2 separate regions of the Homo sapiens genome follow, and region 1 is linked to region 2. Evidence: chromatin loops called from intact Hi-C (ENCODE). Cell type or tissue: MCF 10A. All regions are shown on one strand. Links, peaks and the distances in the headings refer to the core of each region. The heading gives the core; the rest is flanking DNA.

Region 1 (6,201 bases), core at 728-5,727, 250 kb after region 2:
AAACTTTCACTCCAACAAAACAGGTTCTGTTTAAAGAGGAGAATGGATGGTTACACATCCTGCTTGGGATCCAATCACTGAACCAGAGGGGAACACCGTGCATGATGGGCTGGTAAGGCGTGGGGGTCAGTACAGCATGACACAGAAGGTGAGCTGGCTCCTTGAGGGAAAAACAAAGTGCTGGCCCCAGAGGCAAGGAAGGGTTGCTGGCGGGCAGAGAGGACGCTGTCCGGAGCCCACAGTAGATTCTCCTTGATCATTCACTCCCAGTTCCCTTCCTGCTCCTAGTTCAGTCCCTGACTCCTCTTCTCAGTGCTGTCACTGTCCCTGTCCTGGGACCAGGGTAGGGGATGGGAGGAGAGGTCTGCACGTTGCTGAGCCTTGTGGAAAGGTGACCGTGGACCTCTGGGAGGATGATCTCATCACTTTCTGAAGGAGGCGTCGAGCTGAGATGCTAACAATAGCCAAGCACGATGCCGGCCTGATTGGAGAGGCTAAAAAAAGCAGCTCATTCCAAAGCCTCATCAGGGAAGAAAAGGGCCACGAAGGCAGGTTTGCAGGGCTTTAGGGAGGAGGGGGAGAGGGATGCAGAGGGATGAACTGAGTGGCCTGAGTCTCAGCACAGCTGTGGCCATGGGCTGCCTCCATGTCCAGGAACACCAGGTCTGCCATGCACCACCCACCTGCCCCCATGTTTGCACAGGGCACCGGGGAAGACCTTCAGCCCTACTGGGCTACCCCTTGAGTACCCTCTCCTCCCACATTGGAAGGTCTTCTGCTTCCTGGAGCTTGGCCTGCCTCGGGAGGAGGAGAAAATGGTCCATGTCCCCAGAGAGCCCATGATGTGCCGGCCTAGGTGAGCACTCTTCGCACCTCATGCCATGGAACTTTTGCCACAGCCCTACCCACTTTACGGATGAGGAAATGGAGGCTCGGGAGATGAAGCTGGCAGACTTCCTCTGGAACTTCCTCTGGACATCTGGAGGGACGTCCTGTCAGCAGAGCAGGCTGGACTGGTGAGTTTCCTGCTGCTGGGAGTCCTGGCTAATGTGTTCAGCCCCCACTGACCTCTCTGTGCCCTTGATGTTTTTGAGCCTCATGGTCTGCCTCCCACCAACATCTTCTGTCTCCTCCCCCATGCCCCAGTGGCAGCTGGTGTAGAGGGTGGCAAATGACAACCTCAAGGCCAGAGAGGACCATAACATGCCCACAGCCACACAGCCAGTAACAGGCAGAACTAGGGCTGGAACCCACATCGCCTGCCTTCTGGCTTCTTCCTTACACCATAGCACAGCAGAGACAGCATCAGAGGCGAGGCTGGACAGGCCAGCTAAAGGAGGGTGCTCGGACCCTGCCCCATGGCCAGCAGCACCATGCCTAGCTTTCCGCCATAAGCCTAGAGAGAAATAACGAGGCCCGAACTTATCTGCACTGAAAAGGCAAAGTTACAAATAAAGAACGGCTTCAAGCCCGATGATTGGAAACTTAGCTGCGTTGCCATCTGTCGCAAATGCCACCGCGTTCTTCGTAACCCCCGATGACAATTTCCTCTTCATTTTCAGCTTCACAAAGAGGATGCAGCCCCACCTCCCAGCGGGAGTCAGTTCTGCTCTGAGACGTGAGGCTCAGAATCAGATGAAGACTCCTGCTGCTGCATCTTGAAGATAATGATGCTGTTGCTCCCGGCTGGAACCACAGCAGTGGCGATGAGTGAACAGCCAGCAGAGTGGAGCGGCCACACTGATACAGGTGAGGCTCCAGCACTGCCGCAGCCCAGGGCCAGGCAAAACCGCCTTCCTATCCCCCGGGAGCCGAGGCCTCCGAGATCGGCGCTGGGAGGTCGCACAGTGCAGGCAAATCACACGGACCTCAGAGCAGGGTCCCTGGCCGTGAAAACTCAAAAGACACAGTCTTTAAAATAAGGACAGAAAACTGTATTTAGTGCCACAATAAAGCTGTGTCACAAACTACCCAAAACTTGGAAGCTTCAAATAAGTGTTTATTTGACTCACAGTTCAGCAGTTTCAGCTGGGCTCTGTGGCGCGATTCTTCTGGTCTTGGCGGGGCTCACCCACGTGTCTGGTGGGCGGCTAGCTGCTGGCAATGAGCCTGAGTGCTCCTCACCCTCCCAGGCTGAGCTGGGTGTGTCCTCGTGGCAATGGCAGAGGTGCAGGAGAGCAAGCAGAGGGTACACAGCCCCCCGAGACTCAGCTCAAGGTGGGCCACAGCCACTTCCGCTTTGTCCTGTTGACCAACATGGATCACAGGGCCAAGCCCAGAGTGAGAGGTGGGCAGGCCAACCCAGCCCCGGTGAAACGGGCAGCTCCAAAGAAGGTGGGAGAGTGGGGCCATCAGTGTGACCTAGCGCCAATGCCTGTCCCCAGGGCTATAATCTGGAGGATTAAGTGAATGAAGGGTCATGAAAACACCTTATGAACAAGTGCAGAGGTCTCCCACATCCAGTCACCAGTGGAGGCTGCCTTGGTGAGTCCAGGTGCCATCTCTGCACCGCGTCCCAGCCTTCAGCCTCTGGCCCTCTGGGCCGGCCTTCTCAGAAGAGTCAGCTTGCTCATGCTGAAGCACAATTCTGATCATGCCACTTCCCTGCTTTAAGCTCACCCACAGCTCCCCACTGCCCTCTGGGCCTCTCTGATTCATCCTGGGCTTGCCTCTTGGGCCTCAATGTCCCCTTTTATCCCCTGCCTCAGGGCAACACCAACAGAATGGGACCTATGCTCTCTCCTGACCATGGACCTTTGCACAGGCAGCTCCCTTGGCCTGGAATTTTTGCCTCTTATTATTTCTTTCTCTTTTTTTTTTTTTTTTTTTTTTTTGAGGTGGAGTCTTGCTCTGTCACCAAGGCTGGAGTGCAGTGGTGCCATCTCAGCTCACTGCAACCTCCGCCTCCTGGGTTCAAGTGAGTCTCCTGCCTCAGCCTCCTGAGTAGCTGGGATTACAGGCGCCCGCCACCACACCTGGCTAGTTTTTGTATTTTTAGTAGACACGGGGTTTCACCATGTTGGCCAGGCTGGTCTTGAACTCCTGACCTCAGGTGATCTACTCACCTCAGTCTCCCAAAGTGCTGGGATGATAGGCGTGAGCCACCAGGCCCGGCCTGCCTCCTATTATTTCTGCACCCATCACTCAGGCCCCTGCAGCCTTCCTTGACCCTCCATCCAGGGTCAGGTGCCTCCTCTTGGCTTCCACCACCCAGGGGCTTCTCCGTGTCCACCACAGGCCACACTGTGGAACTGCTTACCCTGTCTCTGGAATGCCAGAACATTGTCAGATCCATCTTCAAGCTCCCATTGCCCTGCACAGGGCCTGGCACACAGTTGGTGCCTAATAAATGTTCCCTCCACCTTACCCTATCTGATCTTTGGAGCGCTGGGTGAGGGCAGCATCATGAGGTTGAGAAGCAGGAGAAGGCTTAAAGATGGGCTGATTTATAGATGGGGAAACTGAGGCCCAGAGAAGGAGAGGAGCTTACCTAGGGATACAGAGAAAAGTTATTCATTCATTCATTCACTCAACAAATTTTTATTACACACCTACTGTTTGCTGGGGAACATAGAAAATACAGAAACCCCTGCCCTTGTGAAGCCCACAGTCATCAAATAAGTCAAGAAAAAAGCAAATATAAAATTGCAATTGAGACGTGCTACAAAGAGAATTACTCAGAGCTGGGAAAGCCTTCCTGGCAGAGATTGCCAAGAGCCTGCCCAGTGCCCCTCCTTCCCTCTCCTTAGAAACTGACTCTGCCAACCGGGTGAGGTGACTCATGCCCGTAATCCCAGCACTTTGGGAGGCCAAAGCGGGTGGATCACCCAAGGTCAGGAGTTCAAGGCCACCCTGGCCAACATGGCAAAATCCCGCCTCTACTAAAAATACAAAAAAATTAGCCATGCATGCTGGTACAAGCCTGTAACCCCAGCTACTTGAGAAGCTAAGGCAGGAGAATCCCTTGAACCTGGGAGGCAGAGGTTGCAGTGAGCCGAGATCACTGGGGGTGGGGAGGAAGAAGAGGAGGAGGATGAAGGAGGAGAAAGAGAAGGAGGGAGAGGAGGACCGGTAGCTGAATGGCATGAAGATGACACCACTGCAGGATGGGCCCCAAGGACCACGCCACAGCGGGGGCAGCCGTCATATTGGTGGGCTTCCTGATGGATGGTTCATGTGGGATGGGATTGTTATGGTGATAGGGCAGGCTGCTGAGCCGGAAGGGGCTTGTGAAGGGAACTGCAAATCGGAAGAGGACGGAGCCCACGGTGGGAGCTGGGTTGAGACACCCATCCTGCCCTCCAGGTCCACAGTGCCCTCCCCAGCCCCTGGGACGTGTAGGGTGCCCCCGCCATAGCGCGACTGCCCATCCCCAGAACTGGGAGAGCCGAGAAGCCCTCTCCCCAAGACAGAGCCCTGCGGTCCCCAGCCACAGGCCCTAGGGAGTTCCAAAAGCCTCCCAGGCAATTTACCAGAGCATGTAGCCAGCTAATAAGGTGACTGGATCCTTTGTTCAAAAGTTATCTTTAGACAAGAGCATTTATCAAGTTTAATTAACGTGTCACGGGCTGCAGTGTGAGCGATGGCTCTGAAAGCAGCCCTGATAATACTAATTTTTCTACATTAATGCCAACTCGGCACTGAGTCCCAAGCAGGAAATAGACCGTCAATGCTAACACCACCGAAAAAATAGAGATTTCCCTCCCTAAATCAAATTAAATGTGTTGTGGATGCCTGAGTGGTGTGTGGGAGGCTAAGGTGGGGAGCCTGGGAGGCTCTGGCTGAGAAGCCAGGGTGCGTTGTAAGCTGCCCTGCATCCTGTGGGCTGGGCACCTCCCACCTAGGTCCCACCTGGAGTGGAATCTTTGAGGCAGGTTGGTGTCCTTTCCCCAATTTTACAGAAATAGATGCTGGGGTTCAGGGAGGCCCTGTGAGTCATCCAGGCCACACGGTTTTATAGAGTCTGGCACCAAGATCTGTTCTTCCTCCATCTCACGAGACCCCCAGGCACATGTAACTGCTCAGTCAGTAAACGCTCGCCCAGCACTTACTGTGAGCAGGCACGATTCTAGGTGCCCAGCACCCAGCAGCAGGCAGAGCAGACAAGAGCAACTTCTCCTGGAGCCAATGTGCTGCTGGGACACAGAGGAGGAGGAGGATGACAAGGAGAAGGGGGATGGGAGAAGGAAGAGGAGGAGGAGAAGAAGAAAGAAGGGAGGAGGAGGAAGAAGAGAGAAGCAGAGGAGGGAAAGGAGGAAGAGGAAGAGGGAAAGGAGGAAGAGGAAGAAGGGAAGGAGGAAGGGGAAAGAAGAGGAGGAGGGGGAGGAGAAAGAGGAGAAAGAAGGAGAGGAAGAGAGGGAGGAGAAAGGGAGAAAGAGGAGGAGGAGGGAGGAAGAGGAACAAGAAGGGAGGAGGAGAAAGAGGAAGAAGAGGAAGAAAAGAGGGAGGAGAGGGAAGAAGAGGAGGAGGAGAAAGAAGGGGAGGAAGAGAAGGAGGAGAAGGGGAGAAAGAGGAGGAGGAGGGAGGAAGAAGGAAGGAGGAAGAGGAGGAGGGGGAAAAAGAGGAGGAGGGAGGAGGAAGAGGAGGAAAGGGAGGAAGAGGAGGAGGAGGAAGAGGAGGAGGGAGGAGGTAGAGGAGGAGGGAGGAGGAAGAGGAAGGAGGAGGAGTAAGAGAAAGAAGGAGGAGAAAGAGAAGGAGGCGGAAGGAAGAGGAAGGAGGAGGAAGAGGAGGAGGCAGAGAAGAAAATTAAGTACTGCACCTGCACGTGTTGCCATGTGCTAAGAAGAGATTAGAACAGGATAACGGTCAGGAGAGATGTGAAGTGCTGAGAGGCCACGGGAGATGGGGTGGCCAGGGAAAGCCCTACAAGGAAGTGGCATTTGGGAAGATGCCCAAATTAGAAGGAGTGGGCACAAGAGTAACTGGATCAATGGCATCACAGGCAGAGGGGACAGCAGGTGCCAAGGCCCTGAGGCAGAAGTGAGCTTGGTGCACTGGATGGACGCCAGGAAGCCACCGTGGCTGGAGCAGAGAGGAGAGAGTCGGTCCCCAGCCCTGGGAAAGGGGAGGCTGTGATGGCACTGGCCTGTGCAGTCAGGGTCCTGTGTGGCCAGGTGTGTGGGAGGAACAGCTCCTCACTGGCCTTGCAGGCATCTGAGGCTCAGCAGGATGCCTGCTTTGGATGAGCAGGGCCATTTTGCC
Region 2 (6,201 bases), core at 437-5,436:
CCATGCATCCATCCACCATCCATCTGTCCACCCATTCATCCACCCATTTATCCATCCATCCATCCATTCATCCATCCACCATCCATCCATCCATCCATCCATCCACCTCACCCACCCATTCATCCATCCATCCATCCACCCATTCATCCATCTATCCACCCATTCATCCATCCATGCATCCATCCACCATCCATCCATCCATCCATCCACCCATTCATCCATCCATCCATTCATTCATCCATCCATGCATCCATCCATCAACCATCCATCCATCCATTCATCCATCCATCCATTCATTCATCCATCCATGCATCCATCCATCAACCATCCATCCATCCATCTACCCACCTCACCCACCCATTCATCCATCCATCCATCCACCATCCATCCATCCACCCACCTCACCCACCCATTCATTCATCTATCCACCCATTCATCCATCCATGCATCCATCCACCCACTCACCATCCATCCATCCATCCATCCATCCATCCATCCATCCATCCATCTATCATCCCTTCATTCTCAGCAACCTGTCCAAAGCATGCCAAACCTGGACTTGATACTATCAAGCTAAACTAGGAACAAGGCGGCCTCCACCCTTCCAGGATAGAGAGAGGCTCTCTGACCCTTCACTGCTTCTGTGCCTCCTTGGTGTTTCTGCTTTTAAATGTAGCAGTGGTGATAATAATTCCAGTTATATTTACTGAGCACTTACTATATGCCCGTCTGCACCAAACACATTCCTTGGAGCAACTCGTTTAATTCCTGAAGAGGTGGATATCATCCCAATTTTTAGATGAGGAAACAGGCTCAGAGAGGTGCTGTAATTTGTCCAAGGCCACACAGCCAGGAGGAGTGGAGACTGGGATTTGAAATCTTACTGTCTCTCTAGAGCTTAGGGGTAAAACATAATGGTTAGCAATGTAACTGACCCAGCTGTCCCAAATGTTACAATCCCCGCCTCAAATCCTCACAAGCCACTCAGGTTATTATCATCATTATTAGCCCTATGTTGAAAATGAGGATGCTGAGGCTCAGAGGGAAATATGCAGCCCCCATTGGTCACTAGTAAGAGATGGGGCTAGATCAGAACCCAGGCTCCAAAGCTGGCTCCCCCCTGCCTGGTCTGCAGTTGCCATGGTGCTGGGTAAGAAACACCGCCACTGGTCTAACTGCTCACCTGATTCATTTCCTCATTCATTCAACAACCACAGGCTTGGTGGTCCCTACTCTAGGGGTCTGGGGATGAGCAGATTTGGTTCCTGCCTGGCTGCTTCATGGAAGGGCTGCAACAATGTCAACACAGTAACACAAAGTTGTTAACAGTATCAAAGTGAGAATACAGAGGCGGACAAGGCATTGAATGCACACTGTGCTAACTAAACCCTTTGTATGAATTTATTTTATCTGGTCTCACAATAACCCATTTTGCAGGTAAGGAAACTGAGGCTCCAGGGGTTATATAACTTGCCCAAGGTCACAAAGTGAGGAGCAAGCAGCGGAGACTTGTCTATGTGAAATCCCAGCATAGCCTCGGGAATTCCAGGCTGCTCTTGGGGAAGGAGGCAGCCTGCCTGAGATCAGCACCCGGAGCCTCCCTCTGGCCCGTTGTCCTGAGGATAGGGCTCATCTCAGCTGCACGGCTCATTCTCCAAAGGCCTTTCTGTCCTAGGGATCAGATTCCAGGCAGCTGCACCCAGCTGATGCTACACTGCCACACTCCAGCCCAGCGCCCAGAAGCTTGAACAATTTAAACAGCAAAGGCCCTGCTGGAGGGCTGGGTGCAGTGGCTCATGCCTGTAATCCCAGCACTTTGGGAGGCCAAGGTGGGTGGATCATCTGAGGTCAGGAGTTCAAGATCAGCCTGGCCAACGTGGCGAAACCCTGTCTCTACTAAAACTACAAAAATTAGCTGGGCATGGTGGTGGGCGCCTGTAATCCCAGCTACTAGGGAGGCTGAGGCAAGAGAATCGCTTGAACCCAGGAGGTGGAGGTTGCAGTGAGCTGAGATTGAGCAACTGCACTCCAGCCTGGGTGACAGAGAGAGACTCCGTCTCAAAAGAAAAAAAAAAAAAAAGACCCTGCTGGACTCTCACTGAGCTGAAGGCTGAACCTGGACCTTCTGGGACTTGGGATGATGCCAGGCTTCCTGCAAATGGGCAGAGAGAGGCTCCATCAGCACATTTTCTGGACGCAGAGACCGAGGCTCAGAGCTGGCAGCCCCAGCATGGGCATCACCGGGACCCAGGTCTTGAAGCCCAGCCCCTCTTGCAGCCAGGGAGTTCGGTTCCCGTGGAGGGAGAAAGGGGCCTTTCTAGACTTTGGAATTCATGTCTGTAGTTCTTTAAGTTTTAGAATTTCTATAGAATAACTTATTCTATTTGCTCTCAACCCGCACAGAGCCCATGAGATCCAGGGCCTTGGGTTTCAGAGTCCCGCCTGGCTGCGACTCTGGCCACCTTGCTTCCCATCTCTGGGCTCAGCTCTCTCCTTTAGGGAAACTTGGCCTGCCTTGGGCTACCCAAGGGCAGTGGAAAATAATGGATATGAAAGGGCTTTGTAAAAAGCCACATGTCCAGCCAGGTTGTCACAAAGGAACCTTCATAACGAGAAGCCACATCCGTGTGAGACCCACACCAAGAATTTCCTCAGGCTGCTCCTCTTCCCGAAATGCCCCTCTGCCTTCTTCTACTTGGCACGCTCCTACACACCTATCAAGACCCAAGCCGAAATTTACTTCTACCAGGAAGCCCTCCCTGACCCCTCTCAGGGGCTTTTCTTTAGTTCTCCTTCCCTTCCCCCAACAAACACACTGCAAAACTCACCAGGGAAGGACCCTGTTTCAAATCGCCCCTCCTCGCCCCAGAACTTGGTAGACGCTCCAGAAATGTGGAATGAATGAACACTAAATGCATTTCTTTCGGTCTGTAAATCCAGCTGCACACGTACAATTCTCCCGACAAAGGAAAGGAACCCAAAGTGAAAGCAAATCACCATCGTTTCCGTGACAAGCTCCGGGAGCCTCAGAGGAAATTCTCGCGCTGGATTATGGAAGGAATTTGCCTTTATTTTTAATTTGTGCCAATATCTAAGAAAACGGCACTTTATTTTGAGCCCATCAGGCGACAACGAGGAGCTTCGGAATCTGGCACGGGAGACAAACTTTCCCAGTCCAATTTCCCAATGCAAATCTCTCCTCCGCGGCAGAGCCGGCCATCCCCTCCCTCTGCTGGGCATCTCTCTGAGGCTTGCCAGGGAGGAATAATCAGATTATGTAGCTGGGTTTTCAAAGATCACGGTTTGTCTCATTTTCCAGGGAAGTGTGACCAAAAAAAAATTTTTTTTCCCTCCCAGGGCTCTGTTAAGAGCTTCCAGAACTTAATTCAGTGTTAAATGGGTGTAATTTGGGAAACTCATGCATTATTTCTTAATTTCTGGAGGCAGCCGTTTGCACACATCTGTTGGGGTAGGTGTGCGTGCAGGCAGATGGGTGGTGACTGGAGTATGTGCCCCAGATGGGAGGGGAAGGAGAGCAGGCTGGGGGGTATGGGCTGTCGATGTAAACGCCCTGTTCAGGTTGATGTCGAAAAATATAGGACTGGAGGCATTTACATTTCATCTCAGCTTCTGCTTCTGTGGATGGCTAGGCAGGGAGCGATTCTGAAGCCCTTTCCTAAAAGGAGTGCCTCGGTGGGCTTCAGTGTAAATTTCATCATCTAGGAAATGTTTGTACTCCTCCCCACACCCCCGACTCCCCAAAGCTCCTCAAGGCCTCTGGACAATGTCCACCATGTCTGCAATATAGGCTTGAACATCCTTGGCCCTCAAGAATCCCCAGTTCACTGTGTGACCTTGAACACGGTCCCAGCCCTCTCTGGGCCTCAGTGTCCCCATCTGAATATGGGGAAGCAGATCGGTTTCAGCCCCCTCCACCAGCAGTTCCTGGGGCCTCTCCCCATCACAGCACAGCACACGAGGCTCAGGCCTGCTGCTGGCACTGTCTCTGTCTACCACCCTGCCCACCCCCTTGAGGGCTGTGGAGAGTGGGGGGCGCGCACACACACACACACACACACACACACACACACACACACACGTGCGCGTACACCAGAGACCCTGCCTGGGCCTGGTCTGACGCTTTCAGAGGCACTGTGTCCTGAGGGGCTGAACGAGAAAACCTGGGCTTGTGGGAAGTGGGGACGGCCCGTGACTGGGGAAGTCAGGATGAACATTTCTGACCTGGCCACAGCTAAGAGGAAAAGGAGGAAGGGGCTCATGATAACTGGGGTGGGGGGACAGAAGGCACATCAGTAGGGCCAGTGGGACATCCACAGCCCCAGCTAGAGAATGATTTATTCATAGAGTCAATCGTTAAACAGGTTGGCTGGAAGCTGCCCGGGGGTGGGTCTCAGTGACCTTGGAGTCTCCTCCACCTCCCTAGGGGGTTCATGCTTAGGGGTCAAGGAATGTGTACCCTGGAGGAAGGCAGGAAGGAGGGAAGGGGTGCAAAAAGGGAGGGAGGAAGAGATGGGGCCACCCTCCTGCCAGGCCCTGTGCAGAGTGAGACCAGCGCCTATGGAATGGGTGTCCCCTGGTGTCCCCAGGAGGGCATAACCAGGGTGGGCAGGGCCTCGGGTCACCCTCCTCACTCATCCTGGCTCAGATGTCCAGAACTCTGCCTGTTTAGTGTTTAGGAAACAAGGCCCCACTATTCTTAGGGGTTGACAATTGTTTCAGTAACTTCTGAAAGAGCAGCTGGGCTGGGAAAAGCCTCTCTTGGGGGCGCTGGGGAAGGGGCTCTCAGTTCGCTCTAAGATCCTGTGAATCTGTTGTACAAGTCAACTGGGGAGAAGCTAAAGCAGCCAAGACTGGGTTAATAGAGGCAAAGCATCCCTAAGAAGGGAGGGGATAGCTTTCATCTAAGCATAAGGCAGGCCAGGCTCTGGGTCAGTAATATTGGAAAGTAAACAGGATAATGACTAGAAAGTGAGACTGCGGGGCCCCTGCCCCCTCATGGTTCCTGGTGCTGTGTCCTAGGAACTCTATATTGCCACCCCTCACTAGGTGGTATAGTGTAGTGGTTGGGAGCCTGGTCCTGGTGGGGTTATGTATTATTAGCCTCTTTGGGCCAGTTTTCTCATCTATACAACAGAATCCACAGTTGCCACTGACAAGATTGGCATGAGGATTAAGTGGGAAGCTGGGTTCCGAGTGTGCTCAGCATGGTACCTGGCTCGGGGCAGGCCTTCGGGCTGTCACTGCCAAGTGCAACCCTAGTGCTGTGGAGGGTGCAATTGTGAGCCTGTTCGGTGAAGTCCTGTACTGTGGACACAGACAGCTGAAGTGGCCAGACCTGCTGTCTACATGCCACCGCCCCCCAACCCGCCCCAGAAGCCAAGGGCCTGGGCATGAGGCAACCCTCTTGCAGTGTGGCCTTTGGGGTGGGGCTGGAGAGGGCTTGGCCAATTGTCCTAGGGAACTGGAAATCAGATTCACCTTCTTGGCCCAAACTGCCTCTCCCTGTGCCCACCTCAACCATGGGCAGCCCACCCAGAAGCTGTCTAAGCTCCGAACCTGGCCACCCTCCCCTCCTCCCTGCCCCACCCTGCTATTCAAACCCTCACTCAAGCTGGGGGTAGTGTTGTCTCCTGCCCTGGCCCTGCTCCATCCCCCAGCCCTCCAGGTCTGCAGCCACCTCCCAGACCCGCAGGTCCAGAAGGCTTCAGCCGCCCTGCTGTGTCTGCATCTCTGCCCACAGAGGGTCCCTGCCCAGAACATCTCCCCCTTCCTCTAGCTGATTCACGCCTGTCATTCTGGACCAAGCTCCCCTGGCCCCAACCTCTCCCAGGCTCCAAAGGACAGGTGCCTACCGCACGTGCACTTCCCCACCCCCAGGAGCTCCCCACTGCCTCATGACCTGACCTAGGGATGCCTCCAGCTCTGCTGGCTTGTCCAGGGTCACTTCCTCCTCTGCTTCCTTGAGAGTGCCAAGGGTGAGCCGAGGCCCTTCAGCACAGGCATGGGGGCTCGGGGAGTTGGCTGAAGAAGGGGAGTGAAGGGATGGATGGATGGATGACCGGTAACTGGGAGTGGCTCTCAGCTGGTCTCACTCTGGGCAGGTCCCGCTCGCTTTCTTTGTCACTCACTGACTCACAGGTCTGAGTGAGCAGCACTGGCCCTGCCCCCTACCCCTCTCAT

Evidence for each region. A loop is a pair of places that touch in the nucleus more often than their neighbours do. Peaks named below come from ENCODE experiments on the same cell type or tissue, not always from the same donor. Only the 100,000 strongest peaks of a DNase experiment are listed, where the experiment ranks them.
Region 1: it touches region 2 in a loop (5-fold over the local background); 7 of 110 quality-filtered maps call a loop at or near these places.

The regions. Positions count from the first base shown.
Region 1 is chr22:44,570,477-44,576,677 of GRCh38, forward strand. LINC00207 (long intergenic non-protein coding RNA 207) reads left to right here. Exons shown (of 4, transcript NR_028411.1): 2 at 24-112; 3 at 900-1,016; 4 at 1,563-1,973. Among named protein-coding and RNA genes, the nearest start is that of LINC00207, 4.2 kb to the left of the region's middle. RefSeq lists an enhancer at 3,737-4,276. In MCF 10A, for the core only: no CTCF peak of the experiment used is centred there; a DNase peak (open chromatin) is centred at 3,765.
Region 2 is chr22:44,323,183-44,329,383 of GRCh38, forward strand. It overlaps a transcript of SHISAL1 not described here. Among named protein-coding and RNA genes, the nearest start is that of SHISAL1, 13 kb to the left of the region's middle. In MCF 10A, for the core only: a CTCF peak has its summit at 3,239 (motif pointing left); no DNase peak of the experiment used is centred there.